5 separate regions of the Mus musculus genome follow, and all the other regions are linked to region 1. The links are chromatin loops, found by intact Hi-C in ENCODE. Cell type or tissue: left cerebral cortex. All regions are shown on one strand.

Region 1 (5,000 bases):
CCTGTTCCAAATTCTTACTCCCCTTCGCAGAGGAACATGGAACTTTGGGCTGTGTTTATAATCTCACACACAATGAAGTGGTTTGATTCCTGATCGCACTGAGGAGTGAGAGCTACATCTAATTAGAGCTACCACTGCCTTCCTAGCACCCCACCATGGTCCATGCTGTCTTTGTGCTGCCTCTTCATAGACTCTCTTCTGACATCCAACTTTGCTATCTGCCTGTTGTCAGTGCCCTCAAGTCCTATTGAGTCACTCACCCTCTAGCTCAAACAGGTCTCCATCACCTCCTACCATTTCCCCTCAGCTTATTCTGACACGTTTCCTTGCCGTGGTTACTTTTCTGCCTATGGTCAGAACAGGCTGAGATTACCACAGATAAATCCTCACTAGAAGGTCTTAGCTTTTGTTTGGCAAGGGACAACTCAGAAGTGGTGCTTGAAACTGTCAGGTGACCCAGTTGTAGTGTAGATGAGCTCGTTATTCTGGGAAATAGTGGCTGAGCAGGGATATGGGTGTCCCACATGTCACTGTGAGAACCTCTTCTCTGCATGCCTGGGTTGCTGGTCCTCCTCCTCCTCCCTCTCCCATTTCCCATGGGCACCTTCCCCTCTGCCCTTCCTTCGTGCATCTCCTGCCCATCCTCTGATATCCAGTCTGGAGCCAGTGCTCGCTGATTCTAGACCTTCTGCCCTCATTCTGACCTTCCACAGTACAGTGTTTATATAGCATAAAGTCCTCCTCAGCATATAGTCATAATACTCATAATTTCTATCGTTTCCTGCAAAGTTTTTGAGGGTAGAGTGTGTTTCCTTCTTGGTAGTTGCTTCAAGATTTCCAGCTGATGGTTTTCTGCAATTGGCGGTACCCTATACATGTACACGGGACTACATGTATACGCATGTGGAGACCAATCCCTCATGTACAGTTTACCTTAAAAAGAAAAAGCCATCACCACCAGCCTGGAACTCACTGACAGCACAGTGAGCCTCAGGGATTCTGTCTCCATCTCCCTAACAGAGATAACAAGCACAAGCCACAGTGCTGGGCTTTCCGCCAGTACTGCAGGTATTGACCATAGGAACTGGGGATTAAGCTCCAGTCCTTGAGCTCACAAGGCAAGCACCTTACCAGCGGAGCCATCTCCCCAGCCTTCAATGCCACTCTTGGGCTACTCCAACTTGAACAATTCTGGTCTTGGTTGGGCATTCTGAAATGATAAACCATCACTTGCCACCCCCAAAGCCTTTTGATAGGACCACCCAGGAAGAGATACCATTGATGACATGCTTACGATTAAACAAAACATCCATACTACTATTGTCATTTTAGGGCTGGATGAAAAGGGACAAAGTAGAGACAAAGTAGAAAGCCTTAATGCGTGCACACACACACACACACACACACACACACACACACGTATGTATGTATATAGTATTACTTAATCTCATTCGCCTTATTGATAGATATTTAGGACCAGAACGACTTTTAGGACAGACGTTGCTAAAACATCACCCAGGAGAGCCCAGCTGGCCTGGAAATCAGTCTTCCTGCTTCTGCCTTTCTATTATTGGAATCACAAGGGCAGGCCAGCCACACCTGGCCTTCATGATTCTTCCCTCTAAGGAGTGTATGGGATGTTTGCACCAAAATAGCTTCCATACAGCAAACTAGCCCAGCGCTAGAACTCTAGGAGGCTGCCATACCTTTGAAGGTAATGGACAGAGCCTTCTGACTCCAGACCCTTCCCCAAGCTCAGGCAGGCAAGATTGATCCAGGGCGGGGAGCCAGAGGCAAGTATTCCAGCACAGTTTTGCGGTTAGGCAGAACCCCAAGTAAGTCTCCAAGAATAAACGAGCAAGTCACAAGGAGCTGGGAGGCGGGGGTGGGGGAGGGGGTGGGGGCCGACTGTGAACTTTGCTGCAGGCGGACCTGTCACTCCTGCTGACAGCAAGCACCTTGCACCTTCAAGTTTTTAAAGAAGGCGGCGCGTCCCAGACAGTGTGCTTGGCTCCGGGGAAATGAACTTCTGAGGTTGGAAAGGGAAAGGAAAAGGTTGGGGGGGGGGGGGTGGCCACTGGCCCGGCGGGACACCTGTGGAGTGGACAGCTTTGTTAGGTCCGGGCGGTTCCCGCTCAGGCTACCTGGCGTCGGGCTCCTCCTCCGACTCGGCCGCCGTCTCCTCCCCCTCGCCCTCCGACTCCTCCTCCGTCTCCAGCTCCTGGGCCACCTCCTCGTCTGCACCCCATCCTAGGAAGCCCTGGGCTGCGAGTCCGCTGTCGCCGCTCTCCATCGCGCCTGTCCTGGCCGGAGTCGGAGCTGCCCACGCCTCGCCCGGTGTTCTCCGTCTGACTGCACTTTGCCAGGGCCCGCGGGGCTGCTTGGGTTCCCGGCGCGCGGGGCGGGGTCGCCCCAAGCCTTTAAATAGAAGGCGTCAAGAAAGTTTCGCCACGGAGCTTCTGCGGCCCTGGCTCAGCTTCCTCTGGTTCCAGTCCCTGCCAACTTCCCCGCCCGTTTTGGCAGATCTTCAGCGGCCTTTGTGGCCAGGGCAGAAAGCAGTGTTGAGCGTCAAAAGGACCCACCAGCCCAGCCTTCCATCTAGTGGCCTGGTGGTTCTTACACTTCTAGCTGAGCTGCGGGTGCTTCGTGCCAAATGAGGCAGCATCCAGAGAAGATAACGTTATGGTTTGTAGCTAGCTTAAGGCCCCACTGCTCTTACTGTGACAATGGAAACAAACTAGCGCCCTAGGGGACTAAGATCTCATTGGATCAAGTAAAGCCAGTGCTTAACCTGTCAACCACTGCTCTAGGACGAAAGCCCAAGATCCTCATAGAGATCAAATCCTGACTAATCCACTTTTAGAAATCAGGTATTTACACAGTATCAAGTGAATTCTTTCTGCCTGAGAGGCCCACCTGTTCACTTATTCAAGATCACCACCTTTCTCTGAAATCTCCATGTTTGAACTCCTGCTCCTCTCCAGGAACTCAAAGCAGTCTTTTGAATATGATTGTTTCTGTTTGTAAGATAATGTTTCTGAAAAGGCCTAGACCTGTTTAGTACAACGGTTAGAAAGACGGCTAGATCTCCAAACCTTTATTTTAATCATCGCAGATTCTTACAATTGTTAAATGAGATGGAAACTAAGGGTATTATTCTCCAGTTACATCAGCTTGTGTGCTGTACATCGGGTCTGAGGACAGAGAGGTATAGATAGGCATCCTCTTTTACCACTGATTTTGCCAAGACCCTATTTCAAACTAACTCAAAATTTAGAATTATTTAGAGTCCACACGTCTAATACTAACAATATTTTAACAGCACATCCAAACAAAAAATGTAGTATTCACTTGAAATTGAAAAGATTTTAAGTCTCCAGCTGGGGAAATGCTCAATGGGTGGAGCACTTGCGTAGCAGACACCGGCTGTGTTTAATCCCTAGCACTGAAAAGAAATTGTAAAAAACCAAACACCTTTAGCTGATACAGCTGGACTGCCCTGAGTATATGATCTTAAGTGCTGGCTCATGGATTCCAGTATGCAGATTTCTTAAGCCTTTTGTCTATTTGTTACAACAAATAGTCTGACTAGGAGAGTGGAACCACTGAAAACAACATGGTGGCAATGCAAGAGTCCACACTACGGCAAAGTCTGAGGCTTTATTAAATGCCATAGTGCTGCAGAGTAGAACACCCGTCCCCAAGGGACTATGATTGACAAACATTACCTGAGGTCACACTGAACTGTTATACTCAATACACTCTGAGAAAGCGCTGCACAATGTGGGATAAATCTTAGAAATGTTTCCAAGAAAAAAAATCATATGTAAATTTTTTTAAACTGCATCAAAAGTACTACAGATCAGTATTCTAAAAAACTGACCCATAGAGAAAGCTCTAATCCTAATTATAACACAGAAGTAATGTGGTTCACAGGCTCCAGATGAGCTTCGTCCCAGACACTCTTCGCATTCAATAATCAAGCACGATTAGGTTCCGATCAGTTAAGATAATTACAGCCTTAATATCACAAAAACAACTGCACAGAAAAATAACACCTCAACAATGTCCAGATATAAACTTTATTCCATTTGACAGCATACAAAAATTTAAACTTAAAAAGAAAAAAGAAAATATGCACCCTTTGTAAGTCAAACAAAGTGAAAGTTTTAGTTTTTTAATTGGTCTGCAAAAAATAGTTTAGTGGTACAAATTGTACCACTGTAGGCCTACAAGAAGTTTGCAATCTTTGAAAAAGTTAAAACTGCCTTCAAGATTACTTTTTATATTTAAATGTACAATACAGGTACTGACCAATTTACAAGTATTTACATAAACTAAAAACAATCTTATTAAACAGCTTAGCTTGCATCTGAACTACTACTTTCATGTGGAAGAGAAATACTAAAAAAGATTTTTGTATAAACATTAAACTTTTATTTATAACTTTATTGTCTTATCTAAAACACTTTGTAGTGGCTTACTGCCTAAAAATTCCAGTTTAGATTATAATCCACGGAAATCTGATTCTACAAGTAGGATATAATCTCAACGTTGATGTTTCCGTTTTCTGCTGTTTCCTATCATGAGGAAAATAAAACCAGGAAAACAGGCGAAGCCACAGTGCACAGGTTCACTGTGCTATCAGAAAGCAGAAGAAACTCCATTTTTTCCAAAATATTTAAGTCAGAGACTTTCAAATAGTCCATAAACAAGTCACTAACTGTTGTTAGTGTTCCTGTTACAACAGTGCAAAATGTATTGTTTCAACACAAAATCTAAAGCAACCTCCAGAGTCTATCAAAGTCAGTTGTGAAGTGCTATAAACAGTACAGCCACCCCTCAGACAGTGTCCCAGGGAGTCGAGTGAAGACTGAAGGCAACTGTCCAGTATTTCAAGACGCCACAGTGATCGCACTGAATCAAAGATTTCATTTGCTTCAAGTAACTGAATAGCTGACTTGAATCTTTACTTGACTAGAACTGAGCTAGACTGCTGC
Region 2 (5,000 bases), 99 kb after region 1:
TGTTTCTGGCAATAAGAGCAGCATTTCAAATCTGCAATCTTATGTCTTTCACATCTCTTGGGGGAACAAACAGTTCTTCATTTTATGAGGAAGTCTTTTTAACAAAACAAAACAAAGCAAAAACAAAAAACAACAAAAACAAAAACAAAACAAAAGTCTCCTAAAACCCAAAAGTATTTAGACCCCTGCCAAGGCCCCTTACTCCCTTCAACAGTACCCCAGCATGATGTCTTGTGTCATTTCAATGCATGTATTATTCCAGTAATACAGTGTGCAATCTCTGCTTAACGAATGCCAGCGTTATACTTTGGAGATGAGCAAGTGAATCATCCAATTGGTTTAGGAAAAGAATTGCTAGCTTCTAATTGGAAGAGAAAGGAGGAGGAAGGAAGGACTGAGGTAGGAGGGAAGGAGGGAGGAGAGAGCTCAGCTGGGGGGGAGACGAGGCTGTATGGGAGCTCTCCTGGGGCCTGAATCTTAGCAGAGCTTTTCATTCTCTCCTATAATTCCAGGAATGAAATAGACATGGCAGTTATAAAGAAGTTTTGCAAATTTGCACTCCAAAAAGGACCACGGCCAAAGCTTTTCTGGCTAACCGCATGTAACTGGTTCAATAAATGAGTTTGACTCCATCAGGGGTGAAGGAAAGCGACTCTGCTCTTTCTAGTTGCTTTGCTTTCAGACCCTTAACGGGTCCTTCTCTGCTCTGATATAAACTCTCTGGAAAAGCCCCCAGCTCTGCTGCCTCTGCTCAGATATCTGCCAGCCCAGTACCATTGACAATCAAAAGGTTACACTCTCGTTTGATTCAAAGATGGTCCCCAAGCCTCGCTCCCCTGCCATCTGTCCTCAGAACTGAATTAAGCTTGCAAGCCTAAACATGGGAAATATTGAAGGGGGGTGGTGGCACAAGAGGACGCTCCTCTTTCCAGCTCCACTACCTTCTAAATTTTTGCCTGCCATTCGTAGCTTTCTTGTAGTCCAATGGGAGTGTGTGTGGCATTAAAACAAGAACATAAAATTAAAAATTTAAAAGTCTCTACGATGCATCTTAAGAATTATAAAGTAATACTGTCAGTATCTTCAACGTTTCTTTTATGCTTGATGCCCCTTTCCTTCTTTTCTGGGTAACTAAGACATTAAAACTTGTTTAATCATTCCTTACTTCTAATTTTTAAAATTATTTATGTGTACCACTATGCATTTGTTACCCCGTTCTGCCTGGCTTGCAGTGTATGTATGTGGGATTATGTGTAACTTGTTCACGGTGTTAGTTCTTCAACCGTTGATACACTAAAGTATAATTCATTCAGCTTTGCTACTCCATAGTATTTAGCACTGTGAGTAGACCACGTTTAGGTACCCGCTCAACTGATGGTGAACACTTAAACTGTTCAGTTGTCTCTTTATGAACAACACTGCTATAAAACAATTCTATGCATGGGTCTTGCTGTGTGTATGGACAAGTCCTAGAGTAAAAACCTAAGTGGGGAGATTTAGTAAATCAAGATAGATTTTTCAGTTAGAAGGAATAAGTAGGAGAGCTGTTCTACATGATGGTAGCTACAGTTCATAATAAATTGTATATTTGAAGATTAGTGAGATTTCTAAATGTTCCAGCTACAAAAAAAATTTAATTGATGAGACATTGCATATTCCACATCTCCTAGACCATCCTTTCTACAGTGAGTCAAAGTAAACTGTTCAACATCAATACACACAGGGTTTGCTTATCTACCATAGATAGACAAATAGTAACAGTGATCGAAAGGAGCTCCTGAAGCAAAGAGACAGAAGCTACAGTGCCCTCAGAGTGTGCATTCGATGGTGACAATGATGGTTTCCTTGCTGAAACTGATTCAGTGGGAAGAGCACACGCTATTTTGGGCTCTAGAATGTTACTTATTATCTATTATTCCAGGAAGGCATTCAAGAAACTTCCCCCAGGTTTCTTGGCTTCTATGGGCTGGAAGGATAGATATTTATCAAAGATGGCAGACGTTTGCCAAGGGATGCTGTTGAAGAGGAACTGAATTGGTGCTAGACAAGAGAAACCAAATGACATCAAGGATATCTCTGTTTACAGTGCGGTATTGTGTGTGTGTGTGTGTGTGTGTGTGTGTATACTGAGCCCAGAGCTCCTATATTCTACCACTGAGCTGTACGTTCAGTGCCTGCTCTGTCCCTATTTATGGATAGCCATGTGATACCAGACAAACTAGGTTTCTTTCTGAGTTTCAGTTTCATGTTCAAAAGTGTGGGTTTGATGACCTTTGGGTCATTTGAGCTCTGACAACAGTCTGATTCAGTGACTTCAGAAGCACTCCTGGAAACAACAGTTTTGCATGCCCCCTTGTGGTGGCCTCTAGCACTGCAATTAGAGAAGCAAGCTTTAGAATGGTGGTTACTGACTCAAAAATTTCCCTGAGCTATAAATACATTTAACAATTAAAATTAAACAATATAAAAACCAAAGATATTTTGAAGTTATAGTTGTTCTTAAAAATACGTTTAAACTAAAAGTTTCTGTTTCACATAAGTATGTTTTGAATAATTGTGTTTTTTAGTAATACAGTTATTATTTTGCATTAACTTTTTTGTAAATACTTTTTTTGTGTGATACTGGGGATCAAACTGGTGTTTTGTACTATGTGGCGCATTTCCTTGCATATTCTTGGCAGAGCTCTACCACTGCAATACACCCTTTACTCTCCTTTTCTAAGGCAAATTTATTGTTAATAAAATATAAAACCATATAAGTACATACTGGTACATGAAACCATACACGTTGTATGCATTATGGGGAACTCTGTGATGTTTCAATATATGTATATATTGTAAAATGTTTAGCTCAACTTAAACATGACTCCTCAAATATTTACAATTTTATAGTAAAACACTCAGAAATCATTTCTTATACCTTTTTGAAGTATGCAGCAATATTTTCTTTCTACAGTAACCCTACTACAACAGCACACCAGTACTTCTTACTCTAGTTATACCTTGGTACCTACTGACCGAGTTTCATCATCTCCCTTCTCCCCTCTCATCTCTAGCAATCACCATTCCATTCTTGTCAGTCTGTGAGGTATGTGGGTGTATGTGTGGTGTGAGTGTGGTATGTGTGTGTGGTATGTGATGTGTGATGTGTGATGTGTGTGGTATATGTGTGTATGGTATGTGTGTGTGTGGTGTATGTATGGTATGTGTGTGATGTGTGTGTGTGTATGTATGGTGTGTATGTGATGTGTGTTGTGTGTGTAGTGTGTGTGTGTATGGTATGTGTGTGTGTGGTCTGTATATGGTATGTGTGTGATGTGTGTGTGTGTAGTGTGTGATGTGTGTGTGTATGGTGTGTGTGTAGTGTGTGATGTGTGTGTGTATTTTGTGTGTGTGTATGGTGTGTGTGTGTGTGGTATGTGTGTATGGTGTGTGGGGGGAAGAGGGGTGTAGATGGCTAAGGTCAACATCAGATGTTATTGCTTTCTTTAGTTGCTCTCTACCTCTTTTTTTTTTTTTTTTTTTTTTTTTTTTTTTTTTTTTTGAGACAAGGTTTCTCAGTAAGGGGAAGCAGTTAAGATGGCCAGCCATTCAGCTTCAGGGACTCACCTGTCTCAGTCCACCCAAGGCTCAGATTACAGGGGCATGCCACCAACCCCACCTTTCACTGCTTTCACCAGGGTTCTGGGAATCAAGCTCAGGTTCTCAACTTCCAAGTCGGGCTCTTGGTAGACTGAACTATTTCCCCAGCCTGTGGTCAACCTTTTTTATTCACATATAGGTAAAATGATGTAATGTAGTATTAGTCTTTGTGTGCTTGCTGTATTTCACTGCACATAATGATCTCTAACCTCATTGACGATGACAAGATTCGATCTTTTCTTCAGAGACTAGTCCACAGAACCACATTTTCTATATCATCAGCTGACAAACACTTTGGTTGTTTCCATTTCCTGGCCATTGTGATGACCGTACAGTAAAAAAGACTACACAGATGTGTCCTTAGTGTATTGAGTCACGTCTGTCAGATGCGTGTCCAGCTAGAGCATTGCTCGAGCATTTGCTATGTCTTATTTAGTTGTGTGTGTGTGTGTGTGTGTGTGTGTGTGTGTGTGTGTGTGTGTGTGTGTACTCTCCTGCATATACGTATATGTACCATATGTGGACCTGGTGCTTACAGAGGCTAGAAGAAGGTGGAATGAGAGTTATGTATGATAGTGGGCTGTCTTGTGGGTGCTGGGAACAGAACCCAGGTCCTCTGGAAAAACAGTAAGTGCTCTTAACTGCTGGGCTACCTCTCCAGACCCCTATGTATTTCTTTTATTTGTAATTTTTTGAGGAACTTTTATAGTTTTCCCACAGTGGCGATATTAACACACAGGTTTACCAGAAGTGGAATGGTTCTTTTTTCACATCCTTCCTGGAACTTGTTATTTTTTATCTTTTTGATAATAGCTATTCTTACTAGTGGTAACATCTCATTATGGCTTAAAGTGGTGTCTCCCCAGGTACTAGTGATGGTGAGTTCTTTTCCATATACATACTCATCAAATATATGTGCTCCCCCGAGAGATCACTACTAAGTCTATTGTCTGTCATTTAATGGGTTGTTTTGTGGGTATTCACTATTTATTTTTGCCATTACCTTTATATTCTGAACACCAACCCCATCCAGAATATAAAGAACGCAGCCGGAGGCATTTCTGTCTACCGTGTTGTCTCTGATTATCTCTTGTGTTGTGAGATTTGGGTTGGTGGGCTTCACTTTATACTTTTGCTTTTGTTTCGTAGTAGCTTTGGGAGTCTTGTCCCTCTGCAGTGTTCTGAAGTGGTTCTGCTTTGTTTACCTTGGGTAGTTTCATTGTTTCAAGTTTTGGCTTTGAACTGATAATCCATCTTGAGTTAACTTTGTAGCACCTGTGAGACAGAACACTTCCTTTCATTCTGTGCACCCGTATCCAATTTCCCCAGTACCATTTATTCAAAAGCACTCTAATTGG
Region 3 (5,000 bases), 75 kb before region 1:
TTCACAATTAAAACAGTCCATCCTGAAGGGAAGCTCCTTACAATAAAAAGTAAACAATTCAAATAGCTTCAGGAAGTCCCTGAAACTCATTAGATTCACTAGGCCCTTCCTCCCTTCCCTCTTTCCCTTCCCTCTTCCCCTTAACCCTTCCCCCTTCCCCTAAGAATAAACATCAAAGACTGCTTAGAGTCACTCTCAGAAAAGACATACTACATAGATGACTCTGACAAAACCCCAGACACCTAGAAGAAAGAGACCAGCTGAACTCTCTGGAAGAGGTTCAGACCAACTGAGCCATCTGGAAAGGCTTCTCTAACCTGTTGAGCTGACTGCAGACTGTTAAGTGTGCTCCAGGTTTCCAGCTCTGTGATCTGTCACCCACACTGGGATAGGCTTTGATGATGTAGCTGTTTTTGTGTCATGCCTGCTCCTGTGAATAACCCTTCATATTCCTGTAAGTCACCCAATAAAACTCATTGGTTCCCCAAGTTCGGTTTTGATGTTATCTATAATTTGGTCTGTCATGGCTCCCTATATGGGCCAAGTAGATATATGTGTGTGTTGTAACTCCCCAGGAAATATCTGGCGTATGGTCTTTTGTCAGAGTCACATAATACATCGTCACTGTTATATGGTAACAGGTCATTTTTGTCTCTAGAGATGGATTTAACCAACTTTATACTGTGCCCACAGTTACCTCCACAGAAACTTTTGTCTAAATTAACTTTACATTTCAAAAGATTTAGATTTTGTGGGTCAGTTGGTGGAACGTTTGCCTAGAATGGAGGAACCATGGGTTTGGTCCCCATGACCATGTTAACCAGGTGTATAGTGACTCCTTGAATCCTAGCACTTAGCCAATAGGCCTGGGAAGACCACAACCTCAAGGTCATCCTTAGCTACAAAGTGAATTGCAGGACAGTCTTGGATACATGAGACCCTGTCTTTAAGAAAAAAAAATAATCAACTTTAAAAAATAATTGTTAAGTCTTAGCAACAGTGAGATATTCTACCATATTTTTCCTCATTATAACTGGGCTCCTGCGTTTTGCAATGGGTTGTTGATACTGCCACATGCTCATCTAATTTCCCAAGCATGTGGGTCTGTCTTCAACAAGCAACACCGAATGCCAGCACTCCCCGCACTGATTGACTCATCAGGATATACAACCTCAAGCTGCCTGCTCTTAGGCCTCATCAGAAGTTCTGAGCAGAGAGATCTGCACAAAAGTTTAGCTTGGGAGGTCTGCCATCTGTTCTCCACGCTAAGCAGTGTCACGTCTATCTCCCATTACTAGGTGCCACTGGATGGCTATACCATACCTAGACCCACACCTTGAGGATTGCGAACTCTGAATCTACAAACCTGATACTCAGTGTTGTGTGTGCATGAAACTTACTGTGGAGGACACTGGCCTATGTACAGCTCACCTCCCCTCTACGGAGCAGAGCACACCACACTGTCTCTCAGACTTCAGCACAGTTAAACCTCCATCTCTCTGAAACGTTCGGATGACACTGCCTTCATGAAGATGAGCATCGCTTACTTGCTCCTGTTATTTTGAGCCCTCAAAGTCTAATCTGAATCTCAGTATCAATGCTCGTGTTGACCATTGTGATATCTGAATGCTCTCCCCTGATACCAATTTCCAGATTGTTCCTTTCCTCTAACATAGTAGTATGTGGTTGTTGAAGGATTTTGTTATCATTCCTGTAAGTGGCTAAAAAATGCTTTGTGGAAGTATAATATCTTAATGTGTATATATTTATTTATATACAATTTAATTTATATATTTTTATATACAATTGTCACGTGTATAGGACCTTAATTTACAGTAAGATGCAGAAATATATGCCAGCATCTGTAGCTCTGCAGCAATCTTACCATTTATTTCTTGATCATCCTGAGGCTCCTCTACACAGTATACCTGGAATGAGTCCACAACATCCTCCTTGTTCACGCTCCAGTACACTGCAATTGTTGTGCTGGTAGCAGAGCTTGGTTCCTGGGGTTCTAGTCTGGGAGGCTGTGGAACTGGAAGGAAACACAATTCACTATGACTAATGCTATTTTACTGACTGTTGTGTTTAAAACATGTTCAATGTGTTGTTAAAAAAAAAAAACCAACAATACAGAAATCTATGGGATAAAAGTAGGAAGGTTCCCCACTGCAACCTGCAGCCTAACTCCATTCCTTTGATACAGCCACTATTAGAGTGGAGTGTGAGGAGCGTGCGCGTCCCTCCATTGTTTCCCCTGCATTTCTGTAAGAGCATAAGCAACACAAATAGAAATGAACAAAAGTGCGCCCCCAGCTGGGGTCACTGCATAACTACTCTGTAGTTTTATACTTAGAGAAATAAACTTACACTGACTAATTGACTATGCAATAACTTGGCTTTGGATATGCTTTTTAGATAAGAAAATGATATACTGTTCTATATTGGCACAGTTTATAACAATAAAAAACAGTGAATCTTTTTCAGATATAGGATCTTCAAGTGAAGGAAACATAGTAAATATTAGACTAGAATGTTTAAAGCTGCAATCCATCTTTTTTTTAACATAATAGTCCTACAATTGTTTTAATTAGATGTAAAAATAGAAAAGAGTAGAAGTGACCTCTTGATTAAATGCCATGTAAATTGTAGATGCCTGATGTAATCCATGGTTCTGAATTTTAAAGACAACAATATCCTCAAGTGTTTTACTGGAGATTCTTGAAACTTATAATCATGTGTATTGAACACTAGTGCTGCATAAAATGCAATTATCTTCCTGCACTTATTAAACAAGATCATTGCACATATTTTACACATCAGAGAAAAAGATTATTCTCATAGTTAAAAAGACATCATGCTTTTAAAATTTGTGTGTTTGTGTGTGTGTGTGTGTGTGTGTCTTCCCCATCCAACAAGTTCATGAGAGATAAGCATACAGGAATAATGTAGGCCGAATTTATAAGTTGACACTCAGGGAAAAGAAAAAAAAAGTTAGTTCATCAATAAGGTCAAAAATGAAAAACAAAATAAATGAATTTGAAAAATGGAATAAAAAGACCAATTGAAATGATTCAATAAAGATAAAGAAGTGAGGAGTGATGCAGTTATAAAAAACGGGAGCAAACGAGGAGAATGGTGAAGTTCATAGGCCAGAACAGAAGCTGGCTTCTAAACGAGAGGCACCCCTCCCCCTCTCTGCATCACATAGCCTCAGGGTTATGTCCTAGGCTTGTTAAACGAAGCAAGATAATGTAGATCGAGTGTTTGAACTGTGTCCGCTAGAAGCAGCATCTGGGGTGGCAAGACAGCCGTGGCAGGAGGAACAAACAGTAGAGAAGAGAGCAAAGAACTCCTAATCGTGAAGGCTGAACTGGAGTCTGAGTACCTGGCAGGCAGGTCATAGAGGCCATAGAGACAGGACACACTGAGCAGACACCTGCCTGCCTCCTGCCTGCCTCCGCCTTTCCCTGAAGACTGACAGCTGTATCTTCTAACAGAGAACCTAAGAGTGGTTCTCAATGCTACAGCCTTTAATACAGTTCCTGTTGTGGTGACACCCAACCATGAAATTATTCCGTTCCTATTTCATAACTGTAATGTTGCTACTGTGATGAACTGCAATGTAAATGTCTGATATGCAGGATATCTGACAGCCCCAAGGGGTCACAACCCACAGATTGAGAGCTACTGCTCTGAAGGTGTTCGTCCACAGAGAGGATCCAGCAGATTGTTGTGTGGCCCAGGTCTATAGAACAGCCAAACAAAGCACTTCAACTATTATTAGTCTTTGAAGCAGCATGGAGAGCTTCCTGGAGCATGAATAATGTGAATGATCTTCCCAGTATAAATTATACACAGGACTGGAGCTAACCTTGCAAAAAATGGCAACATCGTTCTATATCCTTTCTCTCTAGCACAACTTCACAAACTTAAAAACTGATTGTCAACCCCCCACCTACCACCTAACTTTAAGGTAGAGCCGCTGCAGGGAACTAAGCATAACATGCAGGCTAGAAGTGATTTTGTTTCCCATCCAAAGAGTTAAAGTTAAAATATCCTTTTCTTCAAACAGGAGATACTGTTACTCTTAAACATGCTCCAAAGGGGAATAAGAACATCACATAGACATAATCTAATAATCATGGCTACATTTATAATTCATATTTGGCAGAATGCTGGGACCTAGATCTTATATGTTAGCAACTCTGCTTAAACTTTTACAGGGGTAAACTTAAATAAGTGTGATGTCAAAAAATACAAATGGAATCTTGGGGCTTCTTTGCCAGAAGCTCGGGTGCAGGAAGAGGAAGCTGTGGAGCCCCCCTGACTGGCAGGATGCACCCATAGAACATTTTCACACTCAGGGAGCTACACAGTAATCAGCTGAGATTCCATTACCTGGGGCCAAATATATATTCCACTCAACCTCGCTTTCAAAAACTCCACAAAACGTACAGTCATAGAAGCATGCATCTACAGTTCCAGCACCCAGGAGGCTGAAGCAGAAGGACCATGAATCCGACTCCAACTTGGGTTATACAGTGAGATGCTTTCTCCAAAACCAAACACAGGTCAGGAGGAAAGCAGCCTCAGTCTCAATAGCCAAGAGGTGAAAACAACCCAAGTTCTATCCATGGATGGATGGATGGATGGATGGATGAATGGATGGATGAAACTACTCATGGTGTAGGCATATAGTAAGTCTTAAACACCAAACTTGTGACATGTGTCACAAACATGAGTGAACATGGGAGGAAAATATGCTAAGTGGAATAAAACAGCTACAGAAAGGCACTATCTGGTTCCGCTTCTTCAGAGCATCAAACTCAGAGAAAAAGGAGGGGGAGGGGCAATTTCTGGGATCTGGAAGACGAGGGGGTTAGTGTTTTCATGGACAGAGAGAGTCAGTGTTGCAAGATGAAATTCTGGGTATATATGGTGGTAATAGTTGTCAAAACTATGGACATACTTCATGCTACAGATATATACTGAGTAAT
Region 4 (5,000 bases), 160 kb after region 1:
TGTAGCTCCTGCACTGGGAAGGCAGAGACTGGATGTGAGCCCTGAGTGGGGTGGCCATCCACCTCTATCTCCTGTACTAGGAAGCCAGAGACTGGATGCCCAGAGTAAGCTGGTCAGTTGGATTAGCCCTCCTGATAAGATGAGTTTGGTTGAGAGAGAGAGAGAGAGAGAGACCCTCCCTCCATCCATCAATAAGGTGGACAGCAATCAAGGAAGACTCCTCACGTTAAACCTGATTTCCATTCTATCGTGTACACATGTTCCAGCACATGCACACACACATGCATACACACATGTGGGAAAAAAAAGGAAAAAAAAAACTCCTCTCAGTCTTTTTAATATTTCAAATTTAAAGCAAGATCATAACTTTATAATGTTCAGGTAAATGATCAGGCAGTCTGATTAGTTATAAATTAGCCCTAACACTTTGCCAAACTCAAGCAAGAAAATGTCAATGGAAAAAAAAAGCAAAATTGTTGTTCCTTAATTAAAAAAATCATGTGTTAACATTAAAAACATGTATTAAAAACCACATATAGCAGGCAAGCAAGGGACATTCTTGTAACTGCATTGCTTAGGAGGGATTAGGGAAGAGAGCCCAGGTGTTCAAGATCTTAATCAAACAAGGCAAAACAAAACCCACCACTCCTGGCATGATCTATAGAATTTTAGCTGACTTTCTTTTGAACTGCATTGGCATTGATGTACTATTCTTCTAAGGACAATTTAATGATTTTGTAATAATATCATGTCCTGGATTTCTCGGGTCACTTCAGGTTTTGAATGAAGTGAGTTTCATGTTTCATGTCAAATGAGTTTAGTTTGTAAAATGTGGTCACTGACTCTTTGGAGTAACTGAAGTACTAATGGCCTTTAGCAGGGTGCAGCACTTCTATTTCTGAACCACAATTGTCAAGTTAAATGGAATAAAAGCAAAACTCATTCTGTGAGTCTAACCAATAAAAGGCCCTTAACAACACAGGGCCATTTTAAAACTTCATGACTTTAAAAACACAATTTCACATATGCAGCTATAAATTTATAGACGGCTAGTCATCCTTGCCACATTAAAAAAAATGAAAATATACTCGAGAGCTATTGTGCTTACAAGATTCAAAATAATCAGGAACCCAAACGTATGTTTGTGTTAATAAAGTAGGACTTTGTTTCCAGACTGTAATTCATATCCTTGGTAAGTCAGACCTAAGGTGATTCGTTGGCACTTGCGATGCTGTAGAAGGGTAATTATCTGAGGGAACTAAGTTTACTTTAATGAATTTGACTCATTATGCCTTGCAGAACCATGGCTATGCAGCGAACTGCAACATTTAGAACATTTGGAAATCTCATTCTGCTTTAATTACTATCCTTTGTAACAAGAGGTTTGCTCCTAACTCTACTCTTTTTTTTTTTTTTTTTTTTTTTTTTTAAGTTAAAACGCACGCCTTTAGGAGGGGAGAAAGCTTAAAAGTTGACTATGTTCAGAATGGTATTTAGGATTCCTAAAATTAACGGTGGTTTTCCCCGAGTCTACCAGCAGTGATCACTCTCCCTCCCACGATTCCCTGCAGGTTGGGATGTGAACAGCCCGGGGATGCTGCTGCAAACCCAGTGGGAGAGGGAGACAGGACTTTACCGGCGACACTTCGGCACTGTTGCTATGAGTGATTCATTCGCATATGGCACATTTGTGCCAAGGAAACCTCCTCCCGCCGCTTCCTTCTCCGAGCTCTCCTCAGACTGTCTCCGGCGCCTTGGCCTTTAAGGAGAAGCGAGAGAACCGGGAGCAGGTGGGCCCGGAGCAGCTCGCTCAGCCCGCCTCCCCCAGCTCTTTCCCTAATTTAGCAGTACTTCCGGCCGCGTGACATCATCCCCCGCACAAGCTGACGTGAGCGGAGGGTGACGTATGTGCGGAGAGGAGCGCGCTGACGTTGCTATTTAAAGGTCCTTCTGCGGGGAGGATGGAGACACAGCGCGAGCACCCGGCGTGCGGAGCGGACGAGGCCGTGGCGGCCCAGAGCCAGCGCAGGAGCCGAGCGCACTGCCCGTCCGCCGCCGGCCGCTAGGGGAGGGGAAGGAAAAAGGGACGGACCGACGGACCGGCCAGCTCATCCCCTCCGGTGTTGTTCCTCAGCGCCCCGGTCCGAGCCCGGGCCCCGCCTCCGCCGCGCCCCACCTCCTCCGCCGGCCTGCGGCGGCGGCAGCGCTCCGCCCCTCGAGCCGGGAGGGCCGCGCTCTCCGCCCCGCCCCGCCCCGCCCCGCCCCCTCTCCTGCTCCGCTGCCGTGCTCGTCTCACGCCGGCGGCGCGGACCGGGAAGCGGCGCCCTCGGCTGCGCTCGGTTCGGAGCCCGCTCCGTGGAGTCAGAGGCAGCGACGGGCGCCAGGCCGCCCGGGCCGACGGAGTCAGCCGCTGAGGGGAGTGTAAGGAGGCAGCGGCAGCCCCGGGAATGTGAGGCGGCGCGGAGCGGGAGAGACGAGCCGGGGTGGGGGCACGAGCCGCGGCTGCCGTGCCTCGGACGAGCCGCCAGCCTCTCGCCTCAGCGCGCGGCCGCCGGGAGCTTGGGGGCTGGGTGCAGGGGACCGCGCGGGGTTGGGTTCTCTGATTCATTCATTCTCCGCCGTCGGGAGCCCGAGGCCGCGGGTGCTGCGAGGAGAGGCGGGAAGAGGGGGCGGCCGCGAGCGGGGCTCCATTGTGCTCGGCGGGGGCCGGGAAGCCAAAGGAGGTGGGCTCGGGCCCCTGCGCTGCTCCCCGGCGGCTGCGCCCCCAGCTAGCTGCCAGCCTGGAAATGGCTCCGCTGCTGCTCCTCGGGAAAACGAATCGATCCTTCCCAGCCTTCTCTGCCTGCTCTCCACCTCCTCTCTGCTCCGAGTCTTAGGAGGACGAACATTCAAAGGACAGATTCCAATGTGGTGTGCCGTGCACATCGGGAGCGGCTGGGGTTTGCACTTCGAGATTTCTTCTATATAATTTTTTTTTTTAAACGTAAGGGAGGCAGTAGCATTGCTGCCTGTAGGATTTTTATTCAAGTGCACGTCGCGTTGGGTTGCACGCTCCACCCCCAGGGACCTGGTGTGGTGAAATTTGAACCCACCGCCTTAGCCCAAAAAGGCCGAGTAACCTGGCTGCCTGAGTGTCGTGGAAGACGTGAGCGAAATGACCAGCGAACTCATTTTTTATCAGACTTGCTGAAGCTGGCTTTTGCGTTTTTTCTACACGTACGCTTAATTTTGTGGAATAGTTAAGTGCTATATTCTCCGCGCAACCTTTTCAAATTCCAAATGTTTGAACATTTTGGTGTCAGCGCGAGTGAAATCATTTTACCGACAAGAACTAACTGAATTGTCTGCCTTGTTGAGTTGCCTCCGGAAAAGATCTCGGGGGTGGAAAAGCAACTGCAAAATAACAGACGGAGAAAATTCCTTGGAAGTTATTTCTGTAGCATAAGAGCAGAAACTTCAGAGCAAGTTTTCATTGGGCAAAATGGGGTAAGGATTTTGTGCTTATCACAGCTTTAAATCTGCTTATGCTTGTGTGGAGTTGAACGGTGGTGGTGACCATATTTTTAAATCCGATCCCTTGCAAAACGGGTACTACTTTAAATTAGAGATTTTATTTGCATTATTGTAGAGCGACACCAGAGGTCCTAATTAGAATGTGTAATGTTTGTAACTCAGTTATAGTTTTATTAATTATATATATATAAAGACAGTGCACTAGTCTACCCTGTACCTCTTAATTGATCAAACTGCTATATAGGTTACTAAAATTTTGCCATCTTAGGTTTGGTTGACGGTGTTGTTCAAAGAGAAGAGCTGCATTCTTCCAGTACTTTGTAGAAATAATCAGCTGTTACAAAGAGAGAATTGTAATGAGTAGTTAGACTCCAGTCCTTGAAACTGACCCTTTGTAAGTTGGTGCCCTGGCAGTGCCCTCTGTTTTATCCTTGAACATCCGAAACCAAATGTACAGCTTGGTTTATTGGGCATTAAACGAAAATCGCAGTGTTTCGATGTCCACGGTGTGGGTGCTGGAGAGACAAAGCTGTTGGTTGAAGGGACTTGTTCACTTTTTCTGTTTGCCTCAGACCTTTAGCTGGTGCCAGCGGTGTCAGATTTACATCTTCAGCATAGCCAAAAGCCGGTCTAGAGTGCATTTCCAAACTTTTCATTCTAAAGACTACAGCTTAATAAAATGCTAGGAGTTCTTTAGTTAAGCTGGGAACATGTGTTATGGAGTGGTGATCTATTCATTTCTTTAGTGGATTGTCAGTGCTTTCTCTGCGGTCCAACTAACACCGATAAATAAGTAGTTGAGGAACAAGGTTGGCAATGATGGATTTTGAAATTTCATTGTGATAGCTTAGGAACACACATTTTATAAAGTTCTTGAATAGTTGCTTTTTGTCCTGACAATTAAAATTTGAAGTCTGTTAGCTTATACAACTTTGAAAATGTAGACACGTGTCATAGCAGTTCTTCCTCAGGAATTAATTATGAGTAGATAATTATTTTAATACTTAAATAATAAGTGCTAAGAATGTAATTAAAATACCTTATTCTATTTCTGGTTCTGCTATTAGTAGCATAGTGACCCTCAGCAAATTACTTAACCTTTACGGGCAGTGCCCTCGTCGGTAAAAAAAGGAGCATAAGAGTTTTCCAACCTGTAAAAATGATTTTTTTTCTCTCTCCCCTCATTTAATGGTCAGCAGTTGATTTTTTTTCTTCTAATCTGTATAAGTACTTAAGCTAGGAAATGAAGGTGTTAGAAAATGTTCTGGTCAGTTGCACCAATTTTTAAATGAGAAAATACTAAAAAATTAATATTGGTAACACTTGAAGTATGCCTTCCCTTGGTTATATGCAGCCTCACAGTTTAAAATGTGGTTTTTTAAAGCCACGTTGGAGTGTCACGTGCACTCTCACCTACACACAAAATCAAGTGGCAGTTTTTCACCAAGAATGCTTCATTCTTCAGACTGGAGTAGCATCATCAAAGA
Region 5 (5,000 bases), 140 kb before region 1:
TCCCTTCCCCCTCGTCTCTTCTCCTTTTCCCTTCCCTCCCCTCTCTTCTCCCCTCCTCTCCTCTCCTCTTCCCTCCCCTCTCTTCTATTTCCCTCCCCTCCCCCTCCCCTCCCCTCCCCTCTCCTCTCCCCTCCCCTTCCCCCCTCTTCTCCCCTCCTCTCTTCTCTCTCCTCTCCCTTCCCCCTCGTCTCTTCTCCTCTTCCCTTCCCTCCCCTCTCTTCTCCCCTCCTCTCTTCTCCTCTTCCCTCCCCTCTCTTCTATTTCCCTCCCCTCTCCCCCTCCTCTCCCCTCCCCTCCCCTCCCCTCCCCTCCCCTCCTCTCCTCTCTTCTCTTCTCTTCTCTTCTCTTCTCTTCTCTTCTCTTCTCTTCTCTTCTCTTCTCTTCTCTTCTCTTCCCTCACAGTTCCCCTACCTCTGCCTTCTCCCTCCCTCTTCTTCTCCCTCTCATCTTCCAGTTGAGGTGCACACCTTTCCCAGATCTCCACAAGTGGCTTGCCCACTGCACATTCATCATTAGATGTAGGAATGCTAAGTTGAAGCTTGCTCCCGAGGTCTGTCCAAGGTCTGGCTGCATGCAAAGCTCATGCCATGGTTCATCAAATATTTCTGGATAAGAAGAGGGCATCGATCGAATGAGCAGTTCATTCTGGTTTTATCACTGAAAGAACTGTGTCCCGGAGATTGAGCAAAACAAGCTAATCATCTGCCTTAACAAGGAGAGGAAGCAAATGGGGGAAAAGGGGAGACAGACATGAAGGACCAAGGAGGAAGTGAATTAAATGAAGCTGATGTGGCTTTGGGGCAGAAGCTCTGACTTGGTCAAAGTTGAGTGACAGATGAGTTATTGGGACCATGGGGAGATCTGACGAGCTCATCCCTATGTAGGAGCGAAGGGGCCGTGAGCCAGGCTTTATCTTGTCATAACTGAAGCCTGGAAATAGAATCATGGTATTGATCTGGAAAGCACCTGTGGAGAAGGTAGCCTTCGTTGGGTTCTACACTGGATCCTGAGTGTACAGAAGAAATAAGAACAGGTCTCGCCTCCTGGGACTTCAGAGGGAGCATGCTAAGGAAATGTGCCAACGCTGCCTGTGGTGGGCCTGCGGTGAAAGTCTGCACACACAGCTGGTAAACACAGTTGGTACCCAGGACTGACACACTCACTACGCAAGGAATCCTGAAAAACAAAGTGTTTCTCCTACACAACAAGCCTTCTAGCGGGTATCCCTGCATGTTGGAAAGAGACCTGTTGCCTTATGTGTTTCAAAGGAACATGTAGGCTTTCACTTAAATTAGACTTGATATCACGGGCAGGTGGACACGAGGGGCCACTGGATCAGCAGACACTGGTGGGAGGCCTGGAGAAGAGGAAGGCTTAGGAAATTTCCACTAAGCTCAGGCCAGATGGAGCAGATATCCCTCAGATAACAGCCCACTGGCTCCTTCCTGGGCCGCCCATTTTCTAATGCTCCCAGGGCCAGTGGCCAGGCAGCTGTCCCCTAGCCCACAGACATAGAGCAATAGGCCCGAGAAGTGGGTCATGGCCAAGTAAAAGTGGTGTTGATAACTTTGTGTCATAACCAACGAACTAGAGACCAGGTTAACATTGAGTGGACTACACCATTGATCTCTTGGTTGGTTTTGACCTTATCCATGAGTCCAACTTCCACAAGACTGGCATGGTATCTATTAGCTATTGACAAGTTTTCTTTCATAAATCGTAACAGCTTCCTTTTCCCCTATAGCACATGTAGGGAATGTATTATCTATGGAATAAAATATGTTTATGAGTGATTTTCAAACAAACAAACTTGCAGAAAGCCCCTTTCTCCACAGGCCAAAGGGAAACAGATACAAACTAAGCCTTCTCAATTAAATTAGCATGCCTAAATTAAACATTCCTTTTATCTATGTCGCCTTCCTTCTCTTCCTTGTTGTGGCCGGGGGTGGGTATGACAGTGAAGCAGGGCTTGTTTTCTTGCTTTCAAGAATCTGCAAGTAATTGGGGTTGAATCTTGTCACAGGGAAAAGCTTTAGAGCTCAGCTTAACAAGCAGACTCATAAAGGAAGCCTTCCCTGGACCATCTGCTTGCTGCAGGCCATGACAACAGATCCCTTAAACATAGCGAAGCTAGGGAGGAGGGGAGGTGGGTGTGAGGAAGGAGGTAGGGCGCTTTCACAGAGACGGGAGACGGGAGACGGTAGACGGGGCTTCCCGTTGAGACTTGAAGGATAAATAGGAGTGTGTGGCACACTTAAACATTAACAAAGGCTCATAAAACATGAACCAGGACCCATGGTGCAGATGAGTCGAGGAGAAACGAGCTTGGATCAGCACTGTGCTTTTAAGACAAGCAGAGAGGGACTGGGCATGATAGCCAAGTGAGATTTCCCTCCAGGGTCCAACTAGGGTTCATGTTCCAGTTGCTGCCCTTGAAGATACCAAGAGGTCCCATCTTCCCCATTAGCAGTAGAGATGGCTTTTTAAAAGGTGAGCTAATGGCTTGCAGAAAGCTTTTTATAACTCAGAGGTTAAAACAGGGAGGCTGCGGCTCCTTTCACAGTTAACCGGAGAGTTCTTGACCAGCACTCGTTCCCCAAGCTGGCTTGAGTTTGGGGTTCACTATACCCAGTTTCTTTACTGCTTTGTGCATCTTCCAAAGCTCTCCTTCCACTCTGAGCTGCTGGGCTCCTGCCTCTACAGCGACATTTTCTTCCCTTCCTCTCTCCCTTCCCGCCTTCTCAGCTGTCAGAACCTGACTCAGCCGGAGCTGTGTGGGAACAGCATGGAGTGAATCACCGAGCAGTGATTCTGAAGGGGACCTGATTACCCCCTAGTCCGCCAGGCACATCTTGTTCCTGCCTAGCTGACCATTTTCATGGAAGCTATTTTTTGTGTATGAGACCGTTACTCCTGGACTCCAGGCAGAGTATAAAAAGCAGAGCGATAGCTCATGGGGTAGTTGGTCAGAATCATATTTCCCAGGGCACTGACCGGGATTTTGACAAGACACAGCTGGCTGAGGGAGTATGCTGGAAAACTTAGCCCTGGGGTGAGGAAGAAGAGGAGGAGGGCCCTTTAAATAGCAGGTGGCTTCACTGTTTCTATAAATGAGATGGTACGTTTCCACTGAGCGCTGATTACAAAGATGGTCTTTTATTAGACAGCTGTACCAACCCATAGGCCAGCCCTTGAGGCTCTATCAGGGAAAATTTCCCTGCGGCTCATAAACATGCTTGGATGCACATCTCTGTTCAGTGCCAGGGCTGTTTGTTACTGATTTCTGCCTGTGGATTCTGCGCAGGCCACAAATGAGGGGCCTGTCAGGGATGGAGGGAGAGTCATGGGCCAGAGCCTTGTTTCAAACACTGCCAGACTTAGTTATCCTCTCCATTTGTGTATTTATCTTAGAGCAGGTTGTCCTCTAAGACACTGTTGAGACACTGAAGAGAAACACAAGTGCTCTGTCCTAAGAGAGAGAGAGGAGAGGGGAAAAGGAGGTGGAGGAGGCCTTCAAAGCCCTGTAGATCTCTCCGTGAAGGAATGCTGAACGCACCTTTAATCAACTCAGAACTCCCCCTTGAAAATGCAGAATGATGTGGGTGGCGTGTGAGCTGTGCATCACCCCTGGGTGAACTGCCTGCTTTGCAGTAACTTTGCTCTTAGGAAACTGAGATTCGTGGCCCATGGCTCCTTAGAGTGATCCAACCCATTGGACAACATTCCTGAAAACACAGTGGTCTGCGTGGTTGTGAAGTCAACCTTGGTCGGTCAAAACCTCCCTGGCCATGTCTCCACACCCCTCCACTGTTGTCTCTTAATTTGACACAAATCATAGCAGCTAATACCAAGAATCTACTTGATTTTTATCATATTGTCTAACACCTTAGATTTTTTTAAGCTTTATTTTATATCACTTAGATGTACAATAAACTAGAGCATGCACACAGCCCTAAGTTCAACCTACAAAATGTAAAATAAACTTTATTTAACTTATAATTATTGTTGCTACTGTTGTTATTGTGGGGGGAGGCATATGCATACCACAGTGTGAGTGTAGAGGTCAAAGGATAAGTTTGTAGAGTTGATTTTCTTCTCCCATCTTTACATGTGTTTGGGGATTGAACTCAGGTTAGCAGTCTTAAGCAGCAAACACCTCTAACCAATAAGAGCCATCTTGCTGGCTCTAATTCTAACAACTCTGTGAAATGCATTGTATTTTCAAACCAAGCGACCAAGACTCACTCACAGAGTCACTGGTGGAAAGTGGTATGGCCAGAAGTTAATCCCAAGTGGATGAATTATGCTGGCACGGCCAAGTCTATTCCCCAGTCCTCCCTTGTCCATGCTAAGCCCTTCTGTGAGACAATAGTAGAGGCCACTACTCAAGAAGTAGCTACAAAATAAAGGACTGGTCCACACACACTATACTAATTCAGTTCTTAGCTTTCACAGTTGCTGGGGGGGAGGGTTACTGGATCTTAGACACTGAAGCAAATAAATCAGCTAGATGCTCCAAGTAAAGAGTCCTCAATTATAAAACCTCCCTCCTCCTCCTCCTCACAGGACAGTAGGTTGGCAGGAAACCCACATGTTCCAGAAGCAGGAGACACAGCATCTTGTGGTGTGTCCACCCCCAAGTGGGAACAGAAGGCAAGCACATTCACTTCCCAGATGGCCGCGTTGGAAAAGGGGGCTGGCTAGACCCCAAGCCCTTTCCTGACCTGCTCTTGGCTTGGGATACTGGGGTGGAGGCTGGTCCTCTGAGAAATGCATTTGCCCTTTGCTTGCAAAACATCTATGAGTGATTGATGGACTTGTCCCAGGGTAGAAAGGAATGGCATTGAAATGGAGCCACTTTAAGACAAAGATTTCACTGTTTCAGGAAGCTTCAGCTACCTAGACTTACAACAGGATCAAAAGAGATCAGATTGTGACGGCTGTGGCAGGGACCTGAGGCAGGCCAAGAAAGGAGCCTCGGTCACAGTCACTTGTAATAA

The links. A loop is a pair of places that touch in the nucleus more often than their neighbours do. Peaks named below come from ENCODE experiments on the same cell type or tissue, not always from the same donor. Only the 100,000 strongest peaks of a DNase experiment are listed, where the experiment ranks them.
Region 2: a loop joins it to region 1, with 2.0 times the contacts of the local background. A loop is called at or near these places in 7 of 42 quality-filtered maps.
Region 3: a loop joins it to region 1, with 2.1 times the contacts of the local background. A loop is called at or near these places in 4 of 42 quality-filtered maps.
Region 4: it touches region 1 in a loop (8-fold over the local background); 3 of 42 quality-filtered maps call a loop at or near these places.
Region 5: it touches region 1 in a loop (2.1-fold over the local background); 4 of 42 quality-filtered maps call a loop at or near these places.

The regions. Positions count from the first base shown.
Region 1 is chr13:93,142,214-93,147,213 of GRCm38, forward strand. Cmya5 (cardiomyopathy associated 5) reads right to left here and starts at 2,511. Exons shown (of 13, transcript NM_023821.3): 1 at 2,145-2,511. The coding sequence starts at 2,293. It overlaps Tent2 (terminal nucleotidyltransferase 2), which reads right to left. Exons shown (of 15, transcript NM_133905.3): 15 at 3,642-5,000. In left cerebral cortex, a CTCF peak has its summit at 2,606 (motif pointing left); DNase peaks (open chromatin) are centred at 1,873 and 2,483; H3K4me3 peaks cover 1,254 bases; H3K27ac peaks cover 2,030 bases.
Region 2 is chr13:93,241,018-93,246,017 of GRCm38, forward strand. No RefSeq gene overlaps it. Among named protein-coding and RNA genes, the nearest start is that of Gm41020, 45 kb to the left of the region's middle. In left cerebral cortex, a CTCF peak has its summit at 2,368 (motif pointing left); DNase peaks (open chromatin) are centred at 338 and 2,342.
Region 3 is chr13:93,067,394-93,072,393 of GRCm38, forward strand. Cmya5 (cardiomyopathy associated 5) reads right to left here. Exons shown (of 13, transcript NM_023821.3): 7 at 1,886-2,035. It overlaps Gm31745 (a long non-coding RNA gene), which reads left to right. Exons shown (of 4, transcript XR_382755.4): 4 at 1,299-2,131. Among named protein-coding and RNA genes, the nearest start is that of Gm4814, 3.4 kb to the right of the region's middle. In left cerebral cortex, a CTCF peak has its summit at 2,313; DNase peaks (open chromatin) are centred at 1,181 and 2,248.
Region 4 is chr13:93,301,817-93,306,816 of GRCm38, forward strand. It overlaps Homer1 (homer scaffolding protein 1), which reads left to right and starts at 1,941. Exons shown (of 10, transcript NM_147176.4): 1 at 1,941-3,486. The coding sequence starts at 3,482. In left cerebral cortex, CTCF peaks have their summits at 1,563 and 2,065; DNase peaks (open chromatin) are centred at 1,821, 2,596, 3,028, 3,354 and 2 more places; H3K4me3 peaks cover 4,098 bases; H3K27ac peaks cover 3,898 bases.
Region 5 is chr13:92,997,959-93,002,958 of GRCm38, forward strand. No RefSeq gene overlaps it. Among named protein-coding and RNA genes, the nearest start is that of Gm41019, 5.4 kb to the right of the region's middle. In left cerebral cortex, a CTCF peak has its summit at 1,909; DNase peaks (open chromatin) are centred at 2,095, 2,867, 3,531 and 4,596; H3K27ac peaks cover 4,569 bases.